2 separate regions of the Mus musculus genome follow, and region 2 is linked to region 1. Evidence: chromatin loops called from intact Hi-C (ENCODE). Cell type or tissue: gastrocnemius. All regions are shown on one strand. Links, peaks and the distances in the headings refer to the core of each region. The heading gives the core; the rest is flanking DNA.

Region 1 (8,333 bases), core at 22-8,021:
AAATAGCTTGTCCAAGCTTTACCCACAGCAGGTAACCCACAGAGCTGGGATTTGACTTTAGGCCGACTGTGCCCAGAGCCCATTCTTCTCACACCTGGACTCACACACCTTCTATCATGTTCCGTGTGCAGGACAGTCATGCACAGGGCCAGCCCATGGTGTGCCGTGAGAAACTCTACAGACAAAAGCATGACTGATTGGAAAGTCGTCCCAGGCCGTGTGCCTATCTGCAGGCAGCCAGGGCGAGGAGCTCTACTCTGCGTAGGGTCTTTCTGAAAGTCAGGATGAGGGAGTTGTTTGGAAATCCTGAAGACCGGGTGACAGCCACTTGACTTGGCTATATCTCCTCCCTGTCTTCCTTCGTTTCTTCTAGCTCTAGATACGTATTGAGCATCTAACACATCGAGGTGGATGTTAAGGCTGTAATGCAAGACAGGGTTGTGCCCTCCAGGTTATCACCTAACAGGGAAACCAGAGAGGAAGCAGTAATGACACAGAGATGAGATGCCTCTGGTAGAGGGAACCATGCCTGGCTTTAGCACAGAAAGTCCCAAATTCCAAGAATGCCCTTGTGTCCTGGCAAAAAACAACCGGTTTGTTAACTCAGTGGCTGAAGGGGAAAAGCTAAAAGGGTGTATTACAGCTGGAAAGTGGTTGCCTTGCATGTGTGCAGTCCTAGGTTCTCTCTCTCTCTCTCTCTCTCTCTCTCTCTCTCTCTCTCTCTCTCAGACACACACACACACACACACACACACACACACAACTTAATTTTCCTAATTGAATGAAAGTGAGGACATGACCACTCCTAGGTGTGGTTGACGAGAAGGATTTTATTGCAGATATGAAGGAGAGTATAGTCAGAGGCATCTGCAAGAGTCCAGACTGAATATGGCCAATAGAACAGACCAGGCTCTGAGAGGAGAGAGAAAGAGAGATGGGGAGAGCAAGAGACGGAGACCAAGATCTCCAGCTGTGCCAGGGCAGAAAGGTCTTCTTTCCTCCATCGAATGGCTTCTGTGCCTCTCAGAACTTAGCTGCGAGCATGGAAGCATAGGCCTTTAATCCCAGTGTAGGGTGGGTGGGGGGTAGATCTCTGTGATTTGGAGGTCTGCCTTGTCTACACAGTGAGTTCCAGGCCAGCCAGGGCTGCATATGAGACCCTGACTCAAGCAAACAAACACCCTGCTGAGTGTATTTGTGGGTCCCCTTTTGGGTTCAAGCTCCCATCCCATTGATCTCTAAGTCTCTTGCTTTGCCAGCCTCGCACACATTCGACCACTTGGGCTTTGTAATGACTCTTGAAATAGGGAAACAGAGTTCTCTGGCTTTGTTCTTTTCAAAGTTGTCTGAGTTATTCTGGCTTCCGTTCCTTTCCATATAAAGTTTAGAATAGTCTTATTCACCGCCAAACACTTCTTGCTGGCAGCTTAACAAAGAATCAACATTTTTACGACGATGAACCTGCCAATCATGAGTATGAGGTGTCTCTTTATGTATTTATAGCTTCTTGAATTCCTTTCATAAATATTTTATAGTTGGCAACACGAAAGACCCATATATGGGCTAGGGATGGAACTTGGTTGCTTGCCTGGGATGCACGGACCCCTGGGTTTGATCCCCTGCACTGTGTAAACTGGCTTGGTCTTGGCACTCAGGAGGCAGCAACTGGAGGATCACAAGTTCAAGGCCTTTTTGTGCTACATAAGAGAACGGGGAGGACTGAGGCCAGTCCGGGATAAGAAAACTCTCAAACTGTACGTTGGTAGGTTGATAACTTAAGTGCTTAATTTTGCTGTGCAATTGCAGGCACCACTGTACTTAACTTGGGACTCAGTGTGTGCTCCTTGCTTGCATACACAATTGCAGTTGGTGACTGTGCATCCTTACATGCTGTGTCCTTCCCAGACCTGATTGTTATATTGAGAGTTTCTTTTGCTGTGGTGAGTTTGAAGACAGCATTGCCAGCCTGCTATCTGCAAACATGGCATCTGCTGAGAATCACTTCCTCCAGTAAGGCCACACCTACTTCAACAAGACCCACGAGGACCATTCTTATTAAAACCACCACCCCTGGCATCCCTGGAACAAACCCCATTGGCAGTGAGGTGTAACTTTTCTTCATATTTCTGAACACTTTATAAAGGATATTTGTGTCCGCCCCACCCTAATTAGCTTTCAAAGTCTGTTGAGCCCGGGCTCAGGGTGCTGTAGCTGTGGATCTTTGCACTGTCTCCCGCTTTACCATCACAGGCATGCTAGTTTTATAAAATGAACTAGAAGTGTCTCCCCCTCTTCTATTTTCGGAAGGAGAGTGTGTGAGAGGTTGTGCAGACTCCTCTTTCAACATTTGGTAAATTCTCCAGTGACGCCATCTGCAAGTGGAGACTTCATTCCTGTGAGTTTTTAAATTATAAACTCAATTTCCTTAACAGTTGTGGCTATATTTAAATTCATAGCCCATATGGGATGAATTGTATTCTTCAAGAATTTGGTGTATTTTAAATTATCGATCGTATGTTTTCAGAGATCGTTTTAACTTCGCTCTCCTTTCTTCCTCTCACGGGAAGCAAATGCTGATTTCCCTGGAGCCTGGCCACCCTCTCCAGGGGATGCCCCACAGACTGGGTCAGTCTGGACCTCAAACAGAAACCATTCTGAGCATCCAGGAAGAAACTAGAGGCCGGGGCGGGGGTGGGGGTGGGGGTGGGGGAGGGCAGTTCACAGAACTGTCAAGCCTTGGAGATCGCTGAAGTGTCCTGGGACCAGGTAGGGCTTGTGACTTTCCACTTAACACCTTCCTCTTAGAGAACCATCAGAGGGAGAGTCAGTGGGAGCCTCTTTCTCCAGACCAGGTTTATGTCAAAAACCAGAACTCTAGCTGAGCGGTGGTGGCACACGCCTTTAATCCCAGCACTTGGGAAGCAGAGGCAGGTGGATCTCTTAGTTTTAAGCCAGCCTGGTCTACATAGTGAGTTCCAGGACAGCCAGGGCTACACAGAGAAACCCTGTCTTCAAAACAAAACAAAACAAAACAAAAAACAAACCAACCAAAACAGCCCGGAATTCTGGGTATCACCACTAGGTGGCACTCTGAACATACACTTGCCACCTGTGGTTCGGAACACTTCTGTTGAGCCAGAAAGGTCTGTGGGGCATTTTGTTCTTTCTGTGAGATGTGCTTTGGAGATGCGCAAGGACCCCCTAGAGCTCTGAGCTTACACTCGACTCCTGCAGCTAAAGTGAGGAAACTGGAGAGGTGGTGCCGGCTGCAGCGCAGAAAAACGCTGCTCAGACAGGAGTCCCCACACTGAACCTGGGTCAGGTGGCGGCAGCAGCCTATGACATAACCTCATATTGGTAAACTGTCACGCACTGCTTGAACTTTGGAAGTTGAATTGCTCCTCAGCCTCCATTTCAGACCCAAGCATGTTTGTCTCGAAGTGTCCTCCAAGGCCCCCTAGCTAGCTAGGGATTAGCTGCTCTGCCCCCTCCCCCAACTCTGCAACAAGAGGGAAGAGAATATCAAAATAGCTCAACAGTAAAAAGATCATCCTTAAAAGCAGCTAGAAGGTGGGGCTGGAGAGATGCTCACCAGTTGAGAGCATTGGCTGTGTTCAGTTCCTGCACCCACATGGCAGCTCATAATTCCAGTTCCAGAGGATTGCCCTCTTCTGGCCTTTGAAGGCATCAAGCACACATACACATACATTCATGCAGGCAAAACATTCATAAACATAAAAATAACAAATACATCTTTACCAAAAAAATAAGCAGCTAAAAGGCAAACCATTTCCAAGAGACATCACTAATATTTAATCTCTAATAAAAGTGCCTGCAGTGGGAAAGAGAAACCAGAAGTTTAGCTCTGACAAGCTCAGCCACGGAGGGAAAGCTTAATTGGGACCCTCGCTGACTGCCTCAACTTCCCCAGTCGGTTTCTGCTGTGTGCCTTGGGCAAGATATACATGGTATCTCTGCCAGATGCTGGCTTGAGCTCACATCCCTCCTGGACTATTTACTGCCCTGCCAGCAGGGGGAGCTATCCCTTCTGTCCACCTGAAAGATGAAGGTAAGGCTAGCCTCCTCCATAGGGTTGTGGGGTTCCTGCCCAGGGAAGCAGGAGAAAAGCTAAGCATTTGGTGGGTGTTTTTGATGGCATGACCACTCCTATTCATTTACATCATTTGACCTCCCAGTGTAGCACGATTGTAGCACAAAAGCTTCCCCAACTGTCCTGACAAATGAATTAAAGAAAGAAGTGGTAATGAAAGGCAGAGAGAGGGGGGAGAAGGCAGAAGGAGAGGGGGAAAGGAAAGGGGAGGGGGAGGGGGATAGAGAGGGGGAGATATTCACCAGTCACCCTGGGGAGAGGGGCAGACAGAGTCCAGGGACTACAGATCCTCAGGGAACTGACATGAACATTAGATCTAATTTTGAGGAGGAGTTGGGACTTGGGGGCTGGGGTGTGCTCCTGCCTATGCCCTTCTAGGCTCAGGTCCTACAGGAACATCAGATAAAATGGTTAGTGATCACGGAAGGGAACGACTCTGCTTCCTGGAGAATGTCTGCTCTAGGATTAAACCTTCGCACCATGGGTGACGCTCATTTCTCTCGTGGTCTGTCCTGCTCGGGTGTGACCTCAGTCTCTGTCACAAAGACTTTTATCATGTTGTTCCTAGATTCCAAGGTGATCCAAAAGGACGATGGAAACAAGACACAAGGGCAAGTTAAGGGGATGTGGGAAGAGAACGGGTCTCCTCACTTGGGAGTCTGAGCTCCCACCAGCTAGCTGTGAGGGATGGATTCCATCCTAGTTAACAGCACTGGCTGTGGCATGGTCTATACCCAACATGCACTTCACAGTCTCAAACAAGAATGTGAGAACAGCGGTGAACGTGCTTACGGGCTGTATCGATCCACCTTTCTCCTCTCTGTCTGTCAGCCTAAGATTTTTACAAATGTGGCTGTAACTTCATCTACAGCAAAAGCATGTCTTAGCTTATATGAGCAACCCTTGTGACTACTCAGTGTGCCTTATGTATTACTCTCTGTAGTCCTACTCAGTGTGTCTCAGGTACTCTTTGTGGTCCTACTCTGTGTGCCTCAGGTACTCTCTGTGATCCTACTCAGTATGCCTCAGGAACCATTCTATGACGTGGAGGCTTAGAGGGAGGAAGGGAAAGAGGAAGGAAGGCTAGATATGTAGCTCAATTGGTCTGGTACTTACCAAATGCTAGAAGCTCTCAGTTGGAGCCCCAGCACGACATAAAACCAGGTATTATTACAGGCCCAACTGTAATTACAACATTTGGTAGGGAGAGGCAGAAGGTTCAAGGTTCAAGGTCATCCTCAGCTATAAACGGAGTTAGAGGCCAGCCTGGGCTACCCGGGACCCTGTCTATAAATTAATAAATAATAAAAGAAGGGAAGAGTACTTCAGCAACCCTTTGAGATTTAACCAACATCATTTCGACAGTGTTAATATGGCAGACGCATCTCTAACTGTGCAATGGCAAGGAGTTCTCTGCAGGGACCTCTACTGAGGGGAAGGTGGGATTCCTGCCTGTACGGCAGAGAAGGCTCTCAGGATGAGCCCGTAGGAAATGCTTTTATTACGGAGAGATTTCAACAGAGGCTTGGGCACAGGGGTTACTAGAAAGAGAGGCACTCGGAGACAGCACGAGACACAGGTAAGGGTGAGTGCGGGTTTCCCAGGAAAGCCACATCCAAGTGTTTTTGCAGTGGCTGTATCCAGGTATCTTACGCTGTCAAGGTCCAGGGTGCACACACAGAACGAGGTCACAGTGTCAGCTTCTCATCCCACTTTGCATGGGTCCAAGTGAGGAGCCAGTAAGCCACCGCATGTGTCCTGGGAAGTAGAAATGTCCTTCCCATGGCTGCCATGACGAGTCACTACCCAATCAGTGGCTTACAGAGGTCAAGTTTATTCTCTTAACCGTTGTAGAGGCTGTAAGCAGAGCTGCATCCGCCTGCTTGCCTCACCGGGCTTCTAGACACCATGGCTTCTCTCACTGTGTGACCCTCTTCTGTGTGTCACTCCAACCTCTTGCTCTGTTGTCCTCTCTCCAGCCACCTGGATCCTCATTATTAACGTGAGCTCATCTGGGCAATCTAGAGTGATTGTCCATCTCTGTATTCCTGAGTTAGTAATGTCTGCATGTTCGTTACCTTTTATTGCACAAGGCAACATATTCATGTTTCAGGCAGGAATGTGCCCCTCTCTGGGGGGCTTCAGTTGGCCTTTGAATGAAAATGAGGACAGAATCCCTCCGAGGAGTGGTTGGGGAGACGGGTTTTATTGTAGATATGAGAGAGAGCACAGCCAGAGGCAACTGGAAGAGTCTAGACTGAACATGGCCAGAACAGACCGGGCCACGCACAAGAAGGGGGAGTGAGAGAGGGAGGGAGGTAGAGGAGAGAGGGAAGAGAGAGGGAAGAGGAGAGAAGGCAAAGGGACAAAGATAGGTTCCAGAGCCGAGTCAAGAGCAGAACCAAGCAAGCACCGGGTACCCACAGTGACTGAGTTATATAAGAAAGAGAAGCTAGGGTAAGAGAAGGGACTCTCAGGGCTGGAGAGGGTAGGGTAGGGGCAGGGGTGACAGGTAGGTGCTGAGAGGAGCCAGGACGATATAACTGGTACTGGAGAGAATGCTGGGAGAGACTAGAGGCCACAATCTGCTTTGTTAATAGACACCTCAAGAATGCTTTGAGATTGATTGGTTTTATTTTGGATTTGCTTGTTCGGCGACGGCGACATCTGTCCCGGGAGCTGGCCTTGAACTCATGATGTTTATTGCCTCCAGTGCCTGAGTGTTGGGATTACAGGCCTGTGGCACTACATCTAGCTAGATATGGTGTTCTGCACGGTTGCCTTTAGATCTGTTGTCAGAATGTCTGTGTCTTCCTTTCCCGTCCAGTTCAGATGTTGAAATCTTGACCCCCAAGGTTATGATAGGAGGTGCGGCTTTGGGGGAGATAATTGAGCTTAACTAAGGCCACAGAGAGCTTTATAGATGGTGTGACAGTTAGTTCTGATTATCAGCTCCTGAGTGGGGCAAGCCTTCGGCTGTGTGTGAGGGAGAGATTATATGGAGGAGAGAAGATTGACCCTCAGTGTGGGAGGCACCATCCAAGGACTGGAATCCAAGGTTGAAAGAAGAGAGAAAGAGGAGGCAGCCAGCCTTGGACTAGCATTCCCCCACCATCCCACCCTCCTCCCCCATCCCACCCCACTCTCTCCCCCAACCCCCACCCCTACCCCTTTTCACTTCCCAGTCCTGGATGAGCATCCCTCCACCTCCCACTCACTTCCTGAAACACTGAGATGTGAAGAGTCCCCGCTGTGTCCCTGCTGCCATGGTGGTCTTCCCTGCCTTGATGCACCTTCCTAAACAGGGGCCCCAAAGAAATCCTCCCTCTCTTAAGCTGCTCTGCCTGTCACAGCACAGTGCAGCTCCCTAAGTGACCTCAAGAAGTGACTCAGAGAGAGCCTCACCTCCTCCTCTCTGAAGACACCGCCAGAGGCGCTACCAAGGAACCAAAAAATAGGCAGCAAATCTGCCTGTATTGGTTCCAGACTTCCTGTTTGCTGAATATGGACAAATCTTTCTGCGGTTTGTCAGCCATTTAGCCTTTGTAAGAGTCAGAAGTGTTGACTTTGAGCCTAGAATGTACTTACTGAAGGAATGAACCGCTCACGAGTATAGTATGGTAGACATGACCGGGGCTCAGCCATTCCCATTTCTTCCCTCCTCCCTGGGTGGGAGCCCATGAGTGGTGACTGGTTCTGACCAATGACAGTGAGCAGAAACATTGTGGCAAGTTTCTCATGGAATGGATTCAAACAGCTTGGACTGAGAGTCACTGCATGAGGGACAGCTGCCCCAGATTATCAACTGAATCTATCTGCTCTTAAAAACAGGAAGGAACTTGGAAAAGTTTTGACGAAGCTTTTGTGACTGTGGGTGTCCCAAGGAGAAGCAACCTGCTGCTACTGCTGTACTTAAAAATGGCACAGCAATCATAAGATGTGACAAAGATTTACAGAATAACAAGGGAAGAGAAGCCACATATTGTGACTATGTGGATAATATGCAGGTTTATAAAAAATCACTTTTAGGGCCAGGTAGTGATGGCACACACTTTTAATCCCAGCACTCCGGAGAAAGAAGCAGATGGCGCTCTGAGTTTGAGGCCAGCCTGATCTACAGATGGAGTTCTAGGACAGTCAGGGCTACACAGAGAAACCCTGTCTCATAAAGCCAAAAAAAGTTATATTTAGAAAACCATAATTAATAAATAAAGGGTCCCTT
Region 2 (8,333 bases), core at 95-8,094, 290 kb after region 1:
ATCCTTCTACCTCCTCTTGCCCAGTTCCTGGAACTACCAGGCATACAGTCCACGGCTAAATTTAGAATTGAACCCAGGGATGAGGCGCATGCTGGCCAAGTGCTCTGCGGCCAGGCCACACCCACAGCTCTTCCGCAATATTTTTAAGGTGATAGTACATCATGGTGGAGAAAAGACAAAGGCTCAGGATCTTTCCCATTGGCATGAAGGAGCCGGGCCTAGTCAGGCCCTTTACCTTTTGGGTTAAGTCAGAAACAGCCACTGCCTGGAACCAAGCTGAAGACAGAAAGAACAAACTGTCCAATGCCAGAATGGGCTCTGGGTGTGGACCTTAAGGTCCCTGAAGAGCCACTCTGCCCTCGTCCCAAATGCCTCAAGGGATCTTAAAATGTTTGCTTTCAATGTGGCTTTTTCCAAATTATGTCTGTCTGTCTGTCTGTCTCTGTGAGTGTGTGTGTGTGTGTGTGTGCGCGCGCGCGCGCGCGCGCATGCGTGCATGTTGTGTTTGGATATAAGTGTGTGGGTGGATTTGGACACACGTGTATCACAGAGCACATGTGGAGGTCCGAGGTCTGCCTCAGGAGTCACCCTTGCCATCAACCTTGTCTTGGAAAGAGTCTCTCTTTGTTCACTGGTGCACACACCATGCTAGCTGTCACATGTGCTCTTAGAGCCTCGGGTCTCTGCCTGCCATCTTACCGTGGCTGCTCGGGAATTCCAGGCTCATGAGTGGCTCTGTGAGTCTCTGCCAACAATTGAATGGTGACGTAAGTATAGGAGAGTTTAGCTTGGAATCCCATTTGGTTTTGGGTTATGCATGCACATGCACGTGCTCGTGCACACACACACACACACACACACACACACACACACACACACACACACACTGCAACCTAGTTCACTTGCATATGCTATATATACTAACTCCTCTCCAAAATGCACCTAGCAACCTCAGGAGACCCTCCTCACCCCCCTCGCATCAGGTTCCAGGCGCTCACAGCCCTGAACAGTAGCACAGATTTTTGCCACTCCAGGTAACAAGCAAATTTAGTCACTTTCTATTCAAGTGTATTCCCAGTGTATCTATATACAAAGAACAGAAGGGATGATCTGGTCTGAACTGGTTTGGGTTACATGCACAGTAAAGCAGAAATGTATCCTCAAACCTTTTAGGGAGAAGCCCCTACTTAGCATCTTATGCCTATGCATACTTGGGTGTGCATAAGATAGAATGCATTATGGGAAGGGGCATGTGTAGTGGGGAAAATGAATATATGACCTAACCTGTCAATCAGAATAAAGAACCGCCCAAATTAACCCCCTTAGTAACCAGCCCCTCTCCTTAGCCCCAGAGAGTAACAGAGTTTGAGTTCTGTCACTCAGGTGGCCTGCTGTCAATTTTAACAGGACATCCCTCTATAATCTACACTCTGAATAAAGCTATCTTGCTTCTCTGCAAGTCTATGCGAATCCATCCCTTATTTTCAATTCTTTGCATTAGAGGCCAAGAATCTGGAAACACTTGGACAGGACTCCAGCTACCAGAGACATGGGGATCCAGACTCAGGCTGCCAGGCTCGCCGCCTGGCTCGTACTTCCCTCACTGAGATCCCAACCCCCAAATTATGTATTTTCTCCTTTGTTATTAAATTTTCTGTATTTACGTGTGTGACGGTTTGTGTGTGGATGTCAGAGCACAAGTGGAGGGAGTGGGTTCTCATTCTACCATGTGAGTTCTGGAGATGGAACTCATTAGGATTGGCCGCAAGCCCCCTGGCTCACTGAACCATCATGCCAGGCAGCAAGCTATGTGTTTTCATAAGAAAAGCTGGCCAAGAGGGAAGCAACCTTTATGCATTAGTGCATAATTTAGTATAAATCGTGCAGGGTGATCCGTGCTTTCCATAGAAACAAGTAAGGCGAAGGCATGGGCGCTTTCTTCAGATAAGAATTCAGATTAGGATAGTTAACAACTGCTACAACCCACTCATCCCAACAGCAAAAGAGAGGGGATTGACCCCAGATCTGGTGACCCCAGAGTTCACAGGTATTATGTGTCTTTAGTGAGCTGAGATTTAGAAGGAGGAGGAAGAGGAAGAAGGAGAAGAGGAGGAGGAGGAGGGAGAAGGAGAAAGAGGAAGAAGAGGAGGAGGGGAGAGCGGGAAGAAGAGGAAGAAGAGGAGGAAGAGGGGGAGGGGAGGAGGAGATCCGGGAAGAAACAGGAATAGTCGAACCTGAGCTATGGGGACAGAAGCTGGCCAGCAAGTTGACAGACATCGTCAACATGGGATAACATAAGAGAACCGGCAGAAAAAGGACAACATTCAGGCTAAAACAGACACAGAAAGCTGGGCCATCTTCCAAACAAAGGCCCAGCCTTCAAAAACTATCGGACTGGTCATTACCAGATGTAGACCAAGTATTCAGAAGGGCTAGACTTATATAAAGCCAATGACAAAGTGGAAGTCATGGGGTGGGGGTGGGGGTGGGGCATGTCCCAGGGACTGTTAAATGGCAGGGTGAGCTATAAGTATCTTGTGCTATTGGCCAGCAGCACCTGCAAAATATTCAGGGCAGCAGCTCAGGGGGAAGACACCATGTCCAAGTCACCTGTCCCACAGGAAAGTCACACTGTGAGCACTGTGGGGACAGCGCCATAGGATGAGTGGCCTTCCAAAACCAAGGTGAGAAAAAGGCCAGTGGGCAGTGGGAATGTCTTAGACACGCTTAGCCTTAGTTGCCCACGGTCTCCATGAACAGAGCTCGCTCTGGGTGGAGCTCCCTGTGGGTAGACCCAAGCCATTGTACACCCCTGTCCTCGGGCAGATCTGTGAGCAGCAGAGAGTCTGGGACGTCCCCAGCTTCCCTCCACCACCATTTCCAGGAGCTGGCATCTGTGCAGAGAGAATTGTTCACTCACTCAAAGGCAGGGCATCCACCAAGGTCAGACCCATTGCCAGGGGCAGAGAGCATGAAAGACTTAGACTCTTCATCAAGGACGAATGCAGACATCTTCCCAGATACTAGCACACACACCCCCAACCTTTTGATATTCAGACATAATGTTCTCATGTACGAAGTTCACACAGTAAGCCACACAATCAGATCACACACACACACACATACACACACACACACACATGGCAAAAAACTGGTAATGTTTTAGGTAAGTTTCTGATTCTGCATTAAGCTGCATTCAGAGTTGTCCTGACCCATGTGGGTCTATATTAAAGGATTGCTGATTTATACACAGACAAAATACTAAATTCTGCTTAGGAAAGACTGGCCCAAGGGGTGGAGGGAAGGTAAAGTGATTGGAGGAATGATCCTCAACCAAACGGGATCTGGGACCCCTACAGACCAATCCCCACAGCAAATAACTGCCTGGCACCCAGGGTCAGGAACAACCAGGCTGGGGGGCCTGAGTTCCTACAGTAATCAAGAACACAAGTAGATGGAACCCCCTGGTTCTCAGGATCTGAGAAGAAGGAGGGGCAGGGAGAGTTGCCATGTGACCACCTGGAAAGGTAGTGCCTGTGGATGGGAATTACAAGCAGGAACCAGCTGAGGGATGTGGGCTATGGAACTTGATGAGTGAAGACCAGCATTTGGGGCCATAAAGGAGAGGTTCTCGGACCTCACAAAGGATGCTCTGTGGGCCGTGGGTGCTAACGTTTACTGTTTCGGACACTATCCAGCCCCGCAGTGTTTTAAGTTCCATGGGACGATATGGACACATTCCCATTTGCTGGCTGGGAGTACGGATCGGAGGTAAAGCTCTGACTTTAATGGAGAAGGACACCTCGCACTGTTGCCTATGCTTCAGAAACCTGGGGATGTGCAGGGTCCGGAGCAACGAATCTAACTGCACAGGTTGTACACTGCATAAAAATCCAGCTCAGGGTAGGGCTGACGTTTACCCTGAAAAGCAGGGTCCCCTTTTCGTACTCTGCCTGCCAAGCAATGGGCCCTAAATGCGGGGCTCCTAGAGATCGCACTGCACAGCGCCCAAGGCTTCAGCCGAATAATACCACATCCCTCATCTGCAGCTTTGAAACTCATAAAAACCCTTGAATATTAAAGGGAGAAAATCCTTAAAAGATTTTTTTAAAGACAGGTTTGAGGTAAGCTCGCTTGGCAGCAAACCCTGACCTTAGCTAACATGAGGCTAATTATAGTCTGTGCTTGTCCCACTTTCTGTGAAAATCTGAGCATTTCTTGCTGAAATATTCACATGTTTTACCAGGGGAGAGCACCCTCGCTCTCTGCCAGGAAGCAGGGGTTGGGGGTGGACACACATGCAGTTTACACTGAGAATGTGTCCCTTCTAAATGGCATCTGTGCCAAATGTTGTATCCCCTTGATTTTATAGACAGAGAAACTGTGCCCCCCCCCCAAAGGCCAGGTCACAGCTCATCCCTTCATCTGCCCTTGCCACAGGAGATTCAAGAAGCTCACGGAGCATAGCCCTGCTCTAGGAAGAGCCCTGGCCTCCAGTCACAGCAATGATGAAGCTTTCTGCCCGAAGCACACGGGTGAGGGCCAGAGAAGCCCAGGGACCAGTCACTTCCGGTGAGGAGGATGGGCGCCGGAAGGTCCGCCCTGCACCACAGCCTCACGGGGGCCTAGGGCATCCAACCCAAAGCTAGAGGGGCCCTCAATCTCCTCTGGGTGACCAGGTACAGCAGATGCCAGCGGTAAGGTCAAGGAATGGAAGGAAGCCAGCAGATTCTGGAAAGATCTGTGAGTGAGCCCTGGCTGACAGAAACAACCTGGAGAATCCCATGCTGACAATAAGCGCGTTGCCAGTTCCTGCTCCTCAGGCCCCGCTGGGTCCAGAACAAGCCAGGTTCCCACCTCTGCACCAGCCATAGCAAAGAGACCTCCCTCTACTCAGTGAAACACAGCTGGCCCCCAAAAGTATCAGCAGAGACAGACCACCAGCACTTCTGCCTAGAAGCAATGTAAATCTGAAAAGAAGCCTCATGAGATACAATGCGTCTGCCTTCTCTTATTGCCAGGAGATGATTGAAAACCCAGGATCATGTTACCAAAGTCATCTTTATCCATCACCCACCCAAATCAATTTAAGCTCCCTAAAAATATGTCCCCTTAAATCCATTTTAAAGTATTCCAATGAATATTGAACTCAGAATCATTTTGTGATTCATTTCTGAATCTCACAGTGTATATCCGAATTACATATTGAGACAATTTGCATTGCTTTATGGTAATATACATACACAGTTCTATATCTCCTTCAAAGAAGTAGCTATTCAAGGTCTTTGCCTGTTTTCATGTTTAAAGGCTTGTCCTTTTGCTGTTGTGGTTGGTTGGTTTGGTTGTGTGCTTTTCGTTTTGAGACAAAGTCTTTCTATATAGTCCAAACTAGCCTTGAACTCAATATGTAGCTGTCAAGTTGACACAAACCAATCACCTGGGAAGGCAGGTAGGTCCTCAACTGAAGAACTGCTCGGATCAGGCTGATCTGTGACCATGTTTGTCAGGCATTTTCTTAACATAACTGATGCAGGAGGGTCCAGCCCACTAAGGGTGTTGCGATCCCTAGGCAATGGGTCTGTGCTTTATAAGAAAGGTAGATGAAACAAGCCAGTAACCAAGGATTTCTGCTTCAGTTCCTGCCTCCAGATTCCTGCCTGAGTTCTTGCTGAAACCTCTTCCCAAATGATGGCCCACATAAGCCCCTTCCCATATTGCATTGGGCCATGGTGTTTATTACAGCAATAGAAAGCAAACATCTTTTATTTGAATGAAACTGAATTACTCAGCTGCTGTTTTAGTTGGGGTTGTGTCCCGCTACAGTTTGGGTAGACCTAGATCCCTCAGAAGCCTCTGTGTCAAAGGTGTGGTCTCCAGCCCATGATGCTACTGGGCAGTGTTGGAACCTTTGAGAGGCTTGGTTCTTAAATCCACTCTTAGCCGGACTTTGGGATTTTACTCAGCATGCACATTTATTCTTCTGTGGTGCTCTCTACCAGATCTGCACCCAGCTCTAGCCTGCTTGGTCTTCCAGAACTTGCTCCTCAATTATTAACAGGATTGCAGGCATTCCCTGTCTGTGATCCCAGGCTGGGTATTAATTCTCTCCAGACAGAAAATCTTCACAACGGGGATGAGAATGTAGCTCAATTGGTAGAGTGCTTGCCTAGTGTACATCACGTCTTGGGTTCCATCCCCAGCAACTCATAAAACAGGTGTCGTAGCACACACCTACTTATCCCAGCACTCAGGAGGTAATGGCACTCCTGCCATCAGAAGTCCAGGGTCATCCTCAGCTACACAGTGAGTTCAAGGTCAGCCTGAGATACAAGAGATTCCATGTATTAAAAAAGTCTCAGCAATATTGGACCTGACACCTTTGCTGCCTTTCCTTGGGGATCCAATGGGTCTTGGGGTCCAAGTGCCTAAAAATAGCTGTCTATTGTATTTCCTAGGTTTTGTATGTGCACACATATATACATGTAAGTGCATATGTGCATGCATATATGTGCATATGTGCATGAATGTATGTGCATATGTATGTGCATTTACATGCACATGTGCATGCATGTATGTGCAGAGGCCAGATGTCCACAATATGAATATCTTTCTCAACTGCTCTTTGCCTTATTTTTTGTAAAAAGGGTTCATGTACTTGGAGCTCACTGATTGGCTGGACTGGCTGGGTATGAGCTCCAGGATTCTCCTCTCTGCCTCCATAGCACTGAAATGGCAGCTGTGCATTGCCACACCCAGCTTTTTATGTGGGTGCTGAGGACCCAAACTCGGGTCTTCATACTTGCCCAACAAGTGCTTTGCTGAGCCAACTCCTCAGCCCCTTGTTTTGATTTTAATTGTGTCAGGTTGATTCTGGTCCTGACTCATTGTCATGGTCAGTTGCAGAAATCTGACTATTTGTGGTGGAGCGCACATCAGACCTGTGTGCAATGGATGGGTAACTCACTGTGACACTGCAAACTTAGTGACACTTTTCTAATCTTAAAAAATGTGGAGGGAGATTCTGCAAGATGGCTCAGAGAATAAGATGCCAGAACCAAGCCTGAGGACCTAAGCTTGATCCCAGGACCCACATGATGGAAGGCAAGTGACTCTTGCAAGTTGTCTTCTGACCTCTGCACATGCACTGTCAAACTAACATTTATAACACAACTAACACAACATTTTTTTTAAATGTACAAAAAAAATAAAACTTGTAACCAATTTTCTATTGTTTTCTTCTAGTGATTTCTCTCATTTAGGAAATATATGTCAATATGAATGTTACTTTTTTTTTTAAAGCTCCTTTTATTTCCATTGAAAGTCAGTCTCCGTCAGATCCAGGTGCCAGGGCAAAGGATGAGACTGAGCCATTCTGTGGCTCCTGCTGCCATGTTTCTTTATTGTCTCCAGAAAGCTCCGCATGCTCCTGTTGCCTGGGAACAGGGGTACATATCTCTGCTGGTTGCTGGCTCCAGGCTTATCTGCTTTAATTTCTTTCCTTTAGCTGGAACCGTGAGTAACAGCACCTAGAAAATGGTTCAATTTATTTTTCCTTCTTCTGTTCATAGGAAAATTGTGCATCTTCTCTCTGGATAATGGGTGTCTGAATTTCCTTGTGTACAAAGTATTCCTGAGCTTGGATGACAGATCAAACAGAATTACAGTGTTACAATGTGTGTAACCTCGTGACATTTTGTAGGACTGTAAGATACTACATCTTGAATAACTTTCATTTATGAGTGTGTTTCTTTTGGCCATAATGACTAGATTTTGTTCTTGGATGGGTGTTGTATGCAGGGAACTGACCAATTCAGAACGCAAGCTAGAGCTGGCTGGTGAGCACTCAGGATCCTCCTGGCTCTGTCTCTCCAGATAGAAGATTATAGGCACCTCACTGCCACCACATCTGGCTTGTTCCTTAGATGCTGGGATCAGAACTCAGATCCTCCTGTTTGTGGCAAGCGCGCGATCCACTGAACCACCTCACCAGCCCCAGATTGTGTTCTCAGTGTTTTTATGCACAGGACTCCACCCTTCCCTCCCCTCCCCCTCTTACATTGATGCCTCTGTTTATCACCATCTCAACTCAGTTTTTACCACAGCTGTGGCTCGATTTCTCTCTGTATCGGCATATGTGCTACAGGAAATCACCAGGTCTCAGTTCTTCCCTTTCAACCCATGTAGACTATGACTATGTTGTTACCACCATTTTCTTCTGATCTAGTATTGTCCCCAGGACACATCGGTATGCAATTATCAGAGGTTGGGATGTAGCGCAATCGACGAAGCACTTACTTAGCATGCTGGAAGCTCTGGGGTGTATCCCAGCAGCA

What was found. Hi-C counts contacts between places; a loop is a spot of excess contacts. Peaks named below come from ENCODE experiments on the same cell type or tissue, not always from the same donor. Only the 100,000 strongest peaks of a DNase experiment are listed, where the experiment ranks them.
Region 2: it touches region 1 in a loop (3-fold over the local background); 28 of 42 quality-filtered maps call a loop at or near these places.

The regions. Positions count from the first base shown.
Region 1 is chr10:82,906,397-82,914,729 of GRCm38, forward strand. No RefSeq gene overlaps it. Among named protein-coding and RNA genes, the nearest start is that of Gm33781, 24 kb to the right of the region's middle. In gastrocnemius, for the core only: CTCF peaks have their summits at 3,070 (motif pointing right) and 4,037 (motif pointing right); DNase peaks (open chromatin) are centred at 3,100 and 4,030.
Region 2 is chr10:83,198,803-83,207,135 of GRCm38, forward strand. No RefSeq gene overlaps it. Among named protein-coding and RNA genes, the nearest start is that of Slc41a2, 130 kb to the right of the region's middle. In gastrocnemius, for the core only: no CTCF peak of the experiment used is centred there; a DNase peak (open chromatin) is centred at 4,714.